2 separate regions of the Homo sapiens genome follow, and region 2 is linked to region 1. The links are chromatin loops, found by intact Hi-C in ENCODE. Cell type or tissue: Caco-2. All regions are shown on one strand. Each heading gives the region's core, and the rest is flanking DNA. Links, peaks and the distances in the headings are about the cores only. Region 1 overlaps LOC107986620 (a long non-coding RNA gene). Region 2 has its middle 44 kb from the start of CEP162.

Evidence for each region. Hi-C counts contacts between places; a loop is a spot of excess contacts. Peaks named below come from ENCODE experiments on the same cell type or tissue, not always from the same donor. Only the 100,000 strongest peaks of a DNase experiment are listed, where the experiment ranks them.
Region 2: a loop joins it to region 1, with 6 times the contacts of the local background. A loop is called at or near these places in 1 of 110 quality-filtered maps.

Annotation. Positions count from the first base shown.
Region 1 is chr6:84,519,726-84,525,117 of GRCh38, reverse strand. It overlaps LOC107986620 (a long non-coding RNA gene), which reads right to left. Exons shown (of 4, transcript XR_001744236.1): 3 at 5,129-5,365. Among named protein-coding and RNA genes, the nearest start is that of LINC01611, 47 kb to the right of the region's middle. In Caco-2, for the core only: no CTCF peak of the experiment used is centred there; a DNase peak (open chromatin) is centred at 2,867.
Region 2 is chr6:84,268,704-84,274,095 of GRCh38, reverse strand. No RefSeq gene overlaps it. Among named protein-coding and RNA genes, the nearest start is that of CEP162, 44 kb to the right of the region's middle. In Caco-2, for the core only: no CTCF peak of the experiment used is centred there; no DNase peak of the experiment used is centred there.

The sequences.
Region 1 (5,392 bases), core at 306-5,305:
GTGTATTTTAGAGGTAAGATAAACAGCATAAGTAAAGGTAGGTGGAAAGGGAATAAGTCTACAATAGAACTGGCCTGATAATCCACAATTGCCCGTTGGAATACAAATCTCTTGATAAAGGATGATCCCAGGGGCTGCTACAGTGACTTCAGTGGCTTTCAGGGTCACATGGAATGAACTCAGCTGGCTGCAAAGTGTTTCAAGGGTGATGCTGAAATGAATCTGACCTGCCTCCAAAAGTCAATCAGATACCTAAGTCAAAGTCGAGTCATGCTTGTGAGTCAAACCAGGGCAGTGTAGTGTCAAAGTGCATGGAACAGGCATAGTCACCATTCTACTTGTTAACAACACAAGGGCTTAACCACGCTAATTTAGGATGGTTTTTGACAGAAAGCCCTTTCCAGATCTGCATATGTGTTATATACTTATCTCGGGCTAAGTATGTGTTTACTCTTCTTCTTAGCTTCATTGAACAATGAAGATCTATTTTTAAAGAAAATTAGCGATTTATAATGAGAAAGTTTTCCCACAAAAGTTCCTCTTGGATAGAAAGAGGAAATAAATATTGACTTTGTGCTCCTCTTGTGCCAGGAATATTTGAGTTTCAAAACCATCCTAGAATGTGATATCATTAGACCCACTTTACAGATGAAGAAACCGAAACTCAAAGTAGTGACTTCCTCAAAGGTTCATATGCTAGGATTCAAACCTTGGGCCTTGTGACTCCAATGCTCAGACTCTTCCCACTGAACCTCCATTACAACTGTTGCTCACAGAAAACACACAACCCCCATCACACACGTGCACATGCACGCACGCGCTGTTTTAAGATGTACCAATTGTGCACTTCTCAAATCTAAGAAAACTCATTTTCTGTTTTATGGTCTTAATATTTAATAGGGAGAAAGAACTTTTTGAAAGCTCTAGCTAGAGGTTTAAATACATTCAAAAATAAATGCCTGAGAATTTGGAGCTAAGCAAGGGAGTAAAATGCTCTAATCTTCCACCTAGTGAAAGGTCAGGACAAAGTAAGATAAAGAAAACAAACTCTATACAAATGTACAACACAGAGCTGCCTGCATAGTAAGATTAGAGCTCCAAACAGGGTCTGTCTGGCCCCGAGTATCTTTCTCTCTTACCTGTTAAGGTATGTAGGTCCATATCAGTAAAAACTTCCCTCGGTTAGACATTTCCCCAAGAAGCCTATGTTAAAGTGTTCAGATCGTTTATTACAGTTATTTCAAATATAACTCCAGACATGTGTATTTGACTAGAGGCTGGAGAAGGTGAGAAGTGGAAGTTCTAATGGGGAACCACAGTGCTGAGAGAGACCAATCATGCCTCAGTGTGGGACCCTGGGTTGCTAAAGAAAGGAAACTGGCTACACCATTGAGTATAAAACTCAACACAAAATATTCGTTAATTCTCTCAGGGGATTCCATTTAAGTGGAGACAAAGATTACAGGAGTTAAACACATGTGTGTTAGGGTCAGAACTCACCACATGCAAAACAAGGCTATCCTATAAGGTGGTGAGCTCCTTGACACTGGAAATATTTGGGGAGGTTGGATACACCCATGGAAGGGATGTCATGGGAGACTGGAGTAGCTGTGTTTAGAGTCCCTTCCAATTACAAAATGCTGGGAGGATTCTATAAATAATTTTGCTAGATTTCAGAGATTCCTGGTACCATTTTATTGTCATTTTCATTCATTCATTCATTTAGTCCACAAACATTCATTTAATTATTAAATGCACAATTGGGGAAACTCTATTATCTGATCTAGGGTTTATCTATAATATGCATACAGAATCATATATGGTACTAATTCTATGGATAGTTCTTTGTGAATAAAACTGAAGGCTGTAGGTCCAGACTTATAATACACATTATACAACGTTAGCTTAAAGTGAATGTATCAATCAGTATAAGCTAGGTTATGCAGTGCAGTAACAAACCCATCCTGAAGCCTCAGTAACAACACAACCAATGCCTGTTTTGGATTTTTCCCCCTTATTCATGTGCCATGTTCAGTTACAAGCTCTGGTCTCTCTAGTCACTCAGAGACATGGAAGACATAGTACAAGGAGTGATTTAGAAAGATTGGGCAATACCAAAAAAAAAAAAGAGAGAGAGAGAGAAAGATAACAGATTAGAATAGTTAGTCCAAAACACAGGTATCAATTAGGTCATTTAAAAAAGTTTAGTTCAAATGGGTTCAGAATGTTATCTGAATACTTGAAGGTAGAAATGATAACGAAAACATGTAGCAACAAGTATTATATAAACATTACCCAGTCAGGTATGGCATCGGCATATACCTGATTAGGCTCTACCAGAGCAGACCTGCTGGAGATCAGCCCTACCTAAAGGGAGAAAGAGCCTGAGAATGGAGATGTTCACAAAATAGGTAGAGACCAATGCTAGTCAAACAGAATCAGCATTCCCTGAATTTTACAGTCCAGTTCAGTGTTAAATCAATTGGACTGCAAGATTAATTTGTGTTGACCATAATTCAGTGAGAGCGGATTAATCCACTCTATGATACTGCTGCCCTTGCATCCCTGGATTTCTTCTTTTCAGACTGCCTATGGCCTCCCTTCTTGTCTTTACTCTGTTCCAATGATTTGCTCTCCCTAATTGTGCATCCCCCATCATTTGTCAAGTGCTTGATAAATGTGGACATTTCTTCTTTGTTTTCTTCACATTCTGTTCCTCTCATGAGTCATTTCTGAGGGCACTGAATCATTTTCATCATTGCTCAGCCTCCTCCTGTTTGAAGTCCTTGCCTGGATACAGGCTTATTCATCACCACTCTCTCTACAACCCACATGTGTCCAGCACACTGTTTACATTGGGCTTTAATCTGTTGTTAGTGGCCAACTCTAGTGTCCCCTTCTTCCCCAAGGGGCCCATCCCTGTTTCTCCTGCCTGTACAGCTCCCAGTGGGAGAGTGCAAAGAGCAGAAGTTCTGGCCCTTAACCTTGGCGTATGGACTCTTGCCCAAATCTTCATTCCAGACCTCCCCCTTTGCTTGTCTTTTATAGCAGCTTCTTCCTTGGCATTGTACAGCCAAAGAAGCAGAAATGGGGTCCCCTCCAAGGTGGGCTCAGAGACCATCCTGGGATAATAGGCTGAGATGGGGGCTTATATGTTCTTTCATTCTACTTATCTTCTAATGTATGTTTTCCTCTTGCTACAAATGCCCATGTTTTCTCTTGTTTTGTTTAAGTGCACTTCAAAGTGCAAATTAGATAATCCCCACTGGTCCATGGAATGCACTGTTTTATGACCCTGAACACTGGGATTTTGCATGAACACGTTGATATTTAGTAATTGGTAATAGATCTTGACATTTCAACAGGCTCCAATGGGTTATCCTCCATTCTCCTTTCACCTCCCCCCAGCTAAGTTGCTGTGGAATTGATTTATGAAACTAGCTTGCTTTTTACTTATTTTATTCCTCATCATTCATATTTACTGTTACCCACACTTGACCTTGTGACTCTAATTCCTTAAACTGAATAATGTACACACATTGACTTTGTTCTTCTTGACAGGTCTTATCATTTTTTATCTTTGCCCTCCCTCTTTCAGCCTTTTAAAGATCTAGGGCTTTCTGAGTCTCTTATCTGTTTACATTCTTCTTCATTATTTAGTATTAATGTTCTTCTTTCAGTCATTATTCTCTAGGTTGTTATTTTCCCTCATTTACTGATTTTGGTCTTTCTGTCACTAAGCCAGATCTCTCACTACCACATTTGAGAGGCCAATTATAGTTTCAGCCATGAAACTAATTCAGATGTTATAAAGAAAAAACTCTGTAACCAAGGATTCAGCAACAGTTCAATGAGATCTTGCCTGAGACTTTTAGTGTCATTTAAGAACATCATTTGTGAGTTGTTGCTCTGAGTATCTGTTTAATTAGGGAAGGAAGATCACTTGGTAGTTAAAGAATAGGATATAAATTTGGCCCTTAAATAATTCTCAGGCCACAGATACACCAAAGGACACATGTGGCAGTGATTTGTTCAGTGGTGTTACATAGGAAGAGTATGCTGTCCTTTGGGAATATTTTTCACAAAGTCATGAATTGGTAACTAAGCATTACTGTGCATCCAATGATCTAGGTACAAATGATATTCCTTTTCTTATCTTCTTATGAAGTAACATAATGAAGGTTGGCAGGAAAATCAAGTAAATACTAGTAATTCTGCATATGTACTTTTTACAGTTTGAATGATTAGTTCCATTATTTAGATTTTTTTTTCTGCTAAAACTAAATGCAGGCCAGTTTCATATGATCCCCCTGGCTGGGGGAAGTGTCAAGTGTCTCCCAACTGCACATTATAGAGGGAACTAAGAGGAACTATTACCCTGGTGCAAAACCAATCTATTACCGGACTAGAAAAATGATGTTAAACTTTTGAGACACAGAGAGTAAGTTAGACCCATGCTTTTGAGATGAAAGGACTCTTTTGTTATTCCTGTAATATCATTACTATTATTAGCATTACCATTATTATTATCATAACATGTCACATACCAGGTTCAGTGTAGACAGCTCAAAGACACGTAGTTCTTATCCTAGCTTAAAGTTTTTTTAATACTACTATGTGGACTAATACTGTGTTTCTACTGGCTGGCAAAACATCACTGTGATACAACAAAATAATTAGAGTCATCAGGAAGTGATGTCTGCAAAACAGGGAGTTAGGAATTTAGAAAAGAACCATTCAATGATTTTTGATATCAAAGAATTGCCACACATCTTAGATTTTTCAGTGTTGCTTTTTGTCCCAGGGTCTCTAAAAGACATTCTTACCACAGAAGCCAGGACAGCATCAGCAAGCAGTTTCTATTTGTACAGCCCTCAGTTTTTCTTCCTTCATCTATTTGTTCCCCAACCAATAAAAGATAAAGGATAAATAATGCCGTAACATTTTCCTCCTGAAGAAAATTTTCTTTGAAAACTATCTTTTGTTTACCTGATTAACTGCCTTCCGATACAAGTCACCAAAATTGACCAGAGCTATTTGCACCTTAAAGCAGGTCAAGTCTTTGAAGTTATAAATATTGATTAGTCATTCACAGCAAGGGCCCTACCCCTAGGTTGGATGTGATTACCTGGATCCAAGTAAGTTGCTGCAAACAAAATAAAGACAAAAACATAAATGGAATGGCTCAAAAACTATAGGTCATTTTTTCCACTTTACAGTCCATGGAGTAGGCAGGTAAATGCCTCTTGTCTTCAGTGTCATCCAGGGATGTAGGTTCCTTCTGTGTGGCTCCTTCTGTTTGCAAATTCCTAGGATTATAACCTTGCTTATATGGTTGAAGTAGGGTCACTATCCTAAATCCAGCCTGTGGGAAGGGAGAAAAGAAATGGAG
Region 2 (5,392 bases), core at 134-5,133, 250 kb after region 1:
CCGGGAACTGGTTGCTCACCACGGAAGCATCCTCCACCTAGGCTCTCCCTGATTCCTGAACCCTTGCCCTGCCCATCAGCAAACTGATCACCGCAGGAACTCTGTCTACGCACTCCTCATTAGGGTTTGGTGGTGGGCAAGTGCAGAAGAGGATAAAGAGAACATTTTTGAGCATCCATTATGTGTGTAGTATGCCATATGCTCCTTATACATCCTCTCATCTTGAACATCACCAAACCCCATCAGGAAAATATCAGTATCCTCACTCTGCGTAAGTGGAAACTTAACACTCACATAGTTTACCAGCTGGTAAGTGGCAGAATCTAGATTCAAACTCACTCTACTGACTATAAACCCAGTGATGGTTCAACTCACCGCAAAGTCCTCCTGCACTGACACACACCCATCCTACCTCCCTGCTGTCATCTTAGGATCTCCCTTGGAGTGAGGCTTCTGGAGAGGACAGTGTGGGAGCCTCTCTTTGGAAGCCAAGTCTTTTCACTGAGACCAGAGTGGGTGGAGGATGTGTAACTGGCCTCTACATTTAAAATTTGGAACACATTTTTTCCATGGGAAAAATATGCAAAGATGTTCCATTTTTCAAAATGTATGCAAAACCACTTTGTAAACCATCAAGAGGTACATAATATGCCTATAAGGAATTACTATTCTGCAGTACATTAGCACTATAATTCCAACACGTTGTGGATTAAATAACCTTTTGTGAAGTAGTTGGAGAATTTAACCACTGAGTGTTACATTGTCTCAAAGGAAAAATACATTCCAATAGCTAAACAACTGACTTACAACAGATTTTTGGAACCCAATCCGTTCATAAACTGGGAACTGCCTGGATTAGCATGAAGAGGACACATCATCACCATCTTCATCAAGTATTATTTATTAAGGGCAGAGCATGGGGTGAGGGCTTCAGGGTAAAAGAAAAAAAGAAGGGAAGTGTTAATCTAATTTTTTAAATGGCTACAATTCCACATCCCTGGTTGTGAATGAACTCAAGCTGTTCCAAAACAACCCTCTCATCTTTCTCCTTACTTCCTTCCCCATTTCACTTATCTTTTGCTCTCTTTTCTATTTTCCTCTTACCATTGTATATGTTTTTGTCCATATTCCACATTTATTCTCGTGTTAAATAAACTCATTTCACCACATCCTTGCCAGCATTTGTTTTTGCCTGTTTAATCAGTAATAACTGTACATTTTAAAATAACTTGAAGAGTACAATTGGATCATTTGCAACTCAATGGATAAATGATCGAGGGGACGGATACCCCCATTCTTCTTGATGTGTTTATTTCACATTGCATGCCTGTACATAACATCTCATGTACCTACAAAAATTAAAAATTTTAAAAATTTAAAAATAAAATATATTTAAAAATAAAAAACAAACTCTTTTCAAGGACTATGTTCTCAGGCTCTGCAATAGAGTCTAGAAATACCAAGATGAACAAAATATAGTCCTCAGTGAACTCTTAGACCAGTAGAAGAGGTGAGCCTGAAAACAAACAAAATTTCCTCAGGTGTGATAAGAACAAGCATCTATGTAGGGAGTTAAGAGAGTGTAGTATGGGCAGATACCAAAGGAGAAATTCCAGTTTCCTTTTTGCTCATCTCACACTTTCATGTCCTCTCCCTCCCTTTCCTCCTGCCACACCAGTTTAAATCTTCATTACTTCTCAACCACCCTAAAATCATTCCCTAGCTTTTGTCACTCCCTACTGTAATCCAGTGAATATACTGTCACCAGATCAATGTTTCTTTGGGACAATGTATCGTGCCCACTACATATCCCACTGACACTTTTTGGTCACAGAATTTTATAATTCCTCACATTGCATTTGGAGGCCCTACAAGGCCTCTATAGCCCATCCCTACACAAAACCCTCTTGCTTGTATCCTGTTAGTTAGTCAAATTGAACTGCATGTCATTCCCCCAAACAAGCTTCTTTCCTTAAGCCTTTGCTGTTCTGTCTTTCTCTACAGTGTCCTTCAAATTATTAGTGTGAAATTCTGTGCATCCTTCAATACTCCACTCATAGGCCACTTATTTGCAAACATTCCCTTATACCCTCAGCTATGGGTCCTTTATTGCCTTTCTGGGGGAAGGAACCAATGTTTGCTGAACACCTTTTATACATTAGGCACAGTGCTGGGCATTTTCTATGTGGTATCCTATTTAGTGTTCAAAACACCCCTGTGAAATGACTGCAAATTTTCCCACTTCTCAGATAATGAAATAAAAAGGTAAAGAATGTGTCTAAGTAAGGAAGTAGCAGAGTCAGAATTTGAGCCCATGTCTACCTGGACTGCAGAGCCCGTGTTTGCTTCTGTCCACCGAGCCCATTTATTATCTCCCTCACTTTTCCCTCAGAGCATCAAATTTGAAATGTGGTATATGTATTCATCAGTATCTCTATAATGTTATGGATACTTTCAGGTCAGAAACTTGGTCTCAAATATCTTTGCATCCCAGAGTAGCTGCTGCCATATCTTGAATAGTAGAAACATACATAATGTGATATTAATATGAAAGTGCTCCATCAGGCATGACTCACAAACTTCTATCTTGTTTCCAGATGCAACTTAACTCATCAGTGAACAGCCATGGAATCATGTATCCACACACACATTAATGTAAAGAACCAGATATAAAATTCTCACCAGTGTAATTCTCTAAAGAAATTCTGAGCAGAGCAGAAACTAAAGAAATTGGCCTTTGGTGTTTGCATCTGGCAACATTTGAGAAGGATAGGATACTGAGTGTCAGCAAATTCTGAAAATGCTTTGTTTATTTGTTTAGATATTCAAAGTGAGCCATTTGCCAAGTTTGCAGACCCAAGTACAAGACTAAGACAAAAACAAGTGTTTCTTCTCAGCCAATAACAGCATCTAATACCATCTGGAAACCTACACCAGTTAAGAAAGAAACAAATATGCCTTTTTTCTTTCCTTCTAAGTCCTCAAAGCTTGTAAATCTGGGATCTGTTGGGTAGAGAAAAGAGAGTTCCAAAAATGGGGACCCTCCATAAAACTCAACCCCCCTGGCAAACAAGATTTCAGATCATGGAGACAAACAGAGATCATGTTTATTCTCATCTCAGTGGCTCAGGAATAAAATAAAGGTTGCTTCTATCTCTGTCCACATTGAAAGAACTCCATTGTGAGCCAATTTAGTGTCCAGTTCAACCCTGTAAATTACCATGATATTTTTATTGATACCATGAAAAAATACCCTTGCTTCTCTATTGTCACAAAAGCATGTTGTTAAAACACTTAAAATGCCTTGGCACACTTTAAAAGTGCTTTATACAAAAGAGACATGAAATTAATGGCCCATTTCAGTCAACACGTCCCTCACAATGCTTTCTTTCCCCTTCCTCAAAGCCACAGAATAAACCAAAGTGGGTCCAAATAAGACCTCTGAACATTTCTCTGATGGTAATAACATCTGGGTAGTAAGGAATGGGAATCAGTGTTACAATCTCCCTTCATACTCTAATGTACACATGAACAGCATTAAGCTAGGTTTACCATGAGATTTCACTTTTCACTGAAGTTTTAATTGCCAACCCTTACTATGTCATTTCTGTGAGGGAGTTTGGTAGTTTACTCCACATTTTCTTGCTTCCCAAATCTTTCTCTTGGTGTGCTCCTACCTACTTCTTTCCCTGCCTCCTCTTTTCATGCCTCCATTCAGAAAGCTTCAGATCCAGGGTAACTGCTCACCATTCCATCAGCATCATTTTTTTAACCTATATTATCCTAACCACACAGCAGTTTCCAGCCATCAAGCATATAATCTTAGTTGCACATTAGCCTGGAAATGGACTTTCCCCCACTCTGGTTATCTTATCCACAACATGTGCAAATATTACCTCATTCATCCTTGTGCTGGTTCCAGAGATTAGCCCCAAAACTGTCATGATAAATGTACAATTTTAAAAATAGTCAGTTTCCTCAAACTTCGTCAGTCGTTTTAAATTTTATTCCCTATGATGACGTGGCCACTAGAGCTTGTCATTTTTCTACCGTTTCATTTCCAAACATTGAGGCCAAATACGATGTCATATGTTCTAGTAGCATAGCACTTATCTAAAGGAAAAAGCTTACCCAGGGCTTTTAAGAATGTTTTTATTTGTTATAATAACACACAGACTGCAAGTTGAAAAACATATTTTTAAGGAAACCAATGAGACAGGCTTTAACCTTTAACCATGAAAAAGACTCCTTAAATATTTCAAAAGAAAGATAAATTTTATTCATCAGACAGATTAAGCATTGATTGGCAGAGGTTTTTTCATCAGTATTCAATACTGACAAAATCATTTCATCTATTAGTCAAGCAGCAATTTTGTCACTTTGTTAGAAGCATCATGCTGGTATTATGAAAAGTGTTAAAAAGTAAAAAATTTTGTTCCTATCCAAATAAATTTAACATTTATTCTTTTTTTAAAAAAGAATATAAATAACATTAAGTGTCTCCTATTTTCTAACACCAGTGATGTCATATTTAAATAGCATAAATGGAAGATGATATAATGGATTTGAAAATAGAAGACCAGAGCATGGACTTAGTGAAGTGACACAGGGCAAATCTCTAATTTTTCCTAATTTGTTAGAAGTAATCTGCTCTCCCTCAAAGTGCCTGGGGACCATCAAACAAAAAATTCATCTGAAAATGCATTGAAACCATAAAGTACTATACAAATGTATGTTATCATCTCTGCCAGTTTTTAGTCCCCACTCTTAATTTTCAAAATCATCAGGGTTAGTGCTCTGTACTCCATTGGCACACATTACATCCTTGTTTTCCAGCATTGACCACATTGCATTATAATTATATCTATATGACTATTCCTTCTATAATATACTTTGGATGTGTGTCCCCACCCAAAACTCATGTTGAAATGTAATCCCCATTGTTGGAAGTGGGGCTTGGTGGGAGCTAATTGGATCATGGGGGCAGAGTTCTCATGAATAATTTAGCACCATCCACATGTTATTGTTCTCACCATAGTGAGTTCTTCCGAGATCTGGTTGTTTTAAAGTGTGTGGCGTCTTCCCCTTGGCTGTCTTGCTCCCGCTCTGACTATGTGATGTGCCTGTTGCCACTTCACCCTCCACCATGATTGTAAGTTTCCTGAGGCCTCCCCAGAAGCTGAGCAGATGCCAACATCATGCTTTCTGTACAGCCTGCAGAACTGTGAGCCAACTAAACCTATTTTCTTTATAAATTACCCAGTCTCAGGTATTTCTTTATAGTAATGTAAAAATGGCCTAATACATATTAGTACCCTGCAAGCTTCTGCAATTCAATTGATCTGTATATCACCAGAGCCTAAGATGTCCTGGTATGCATGTCTCTTGAGTG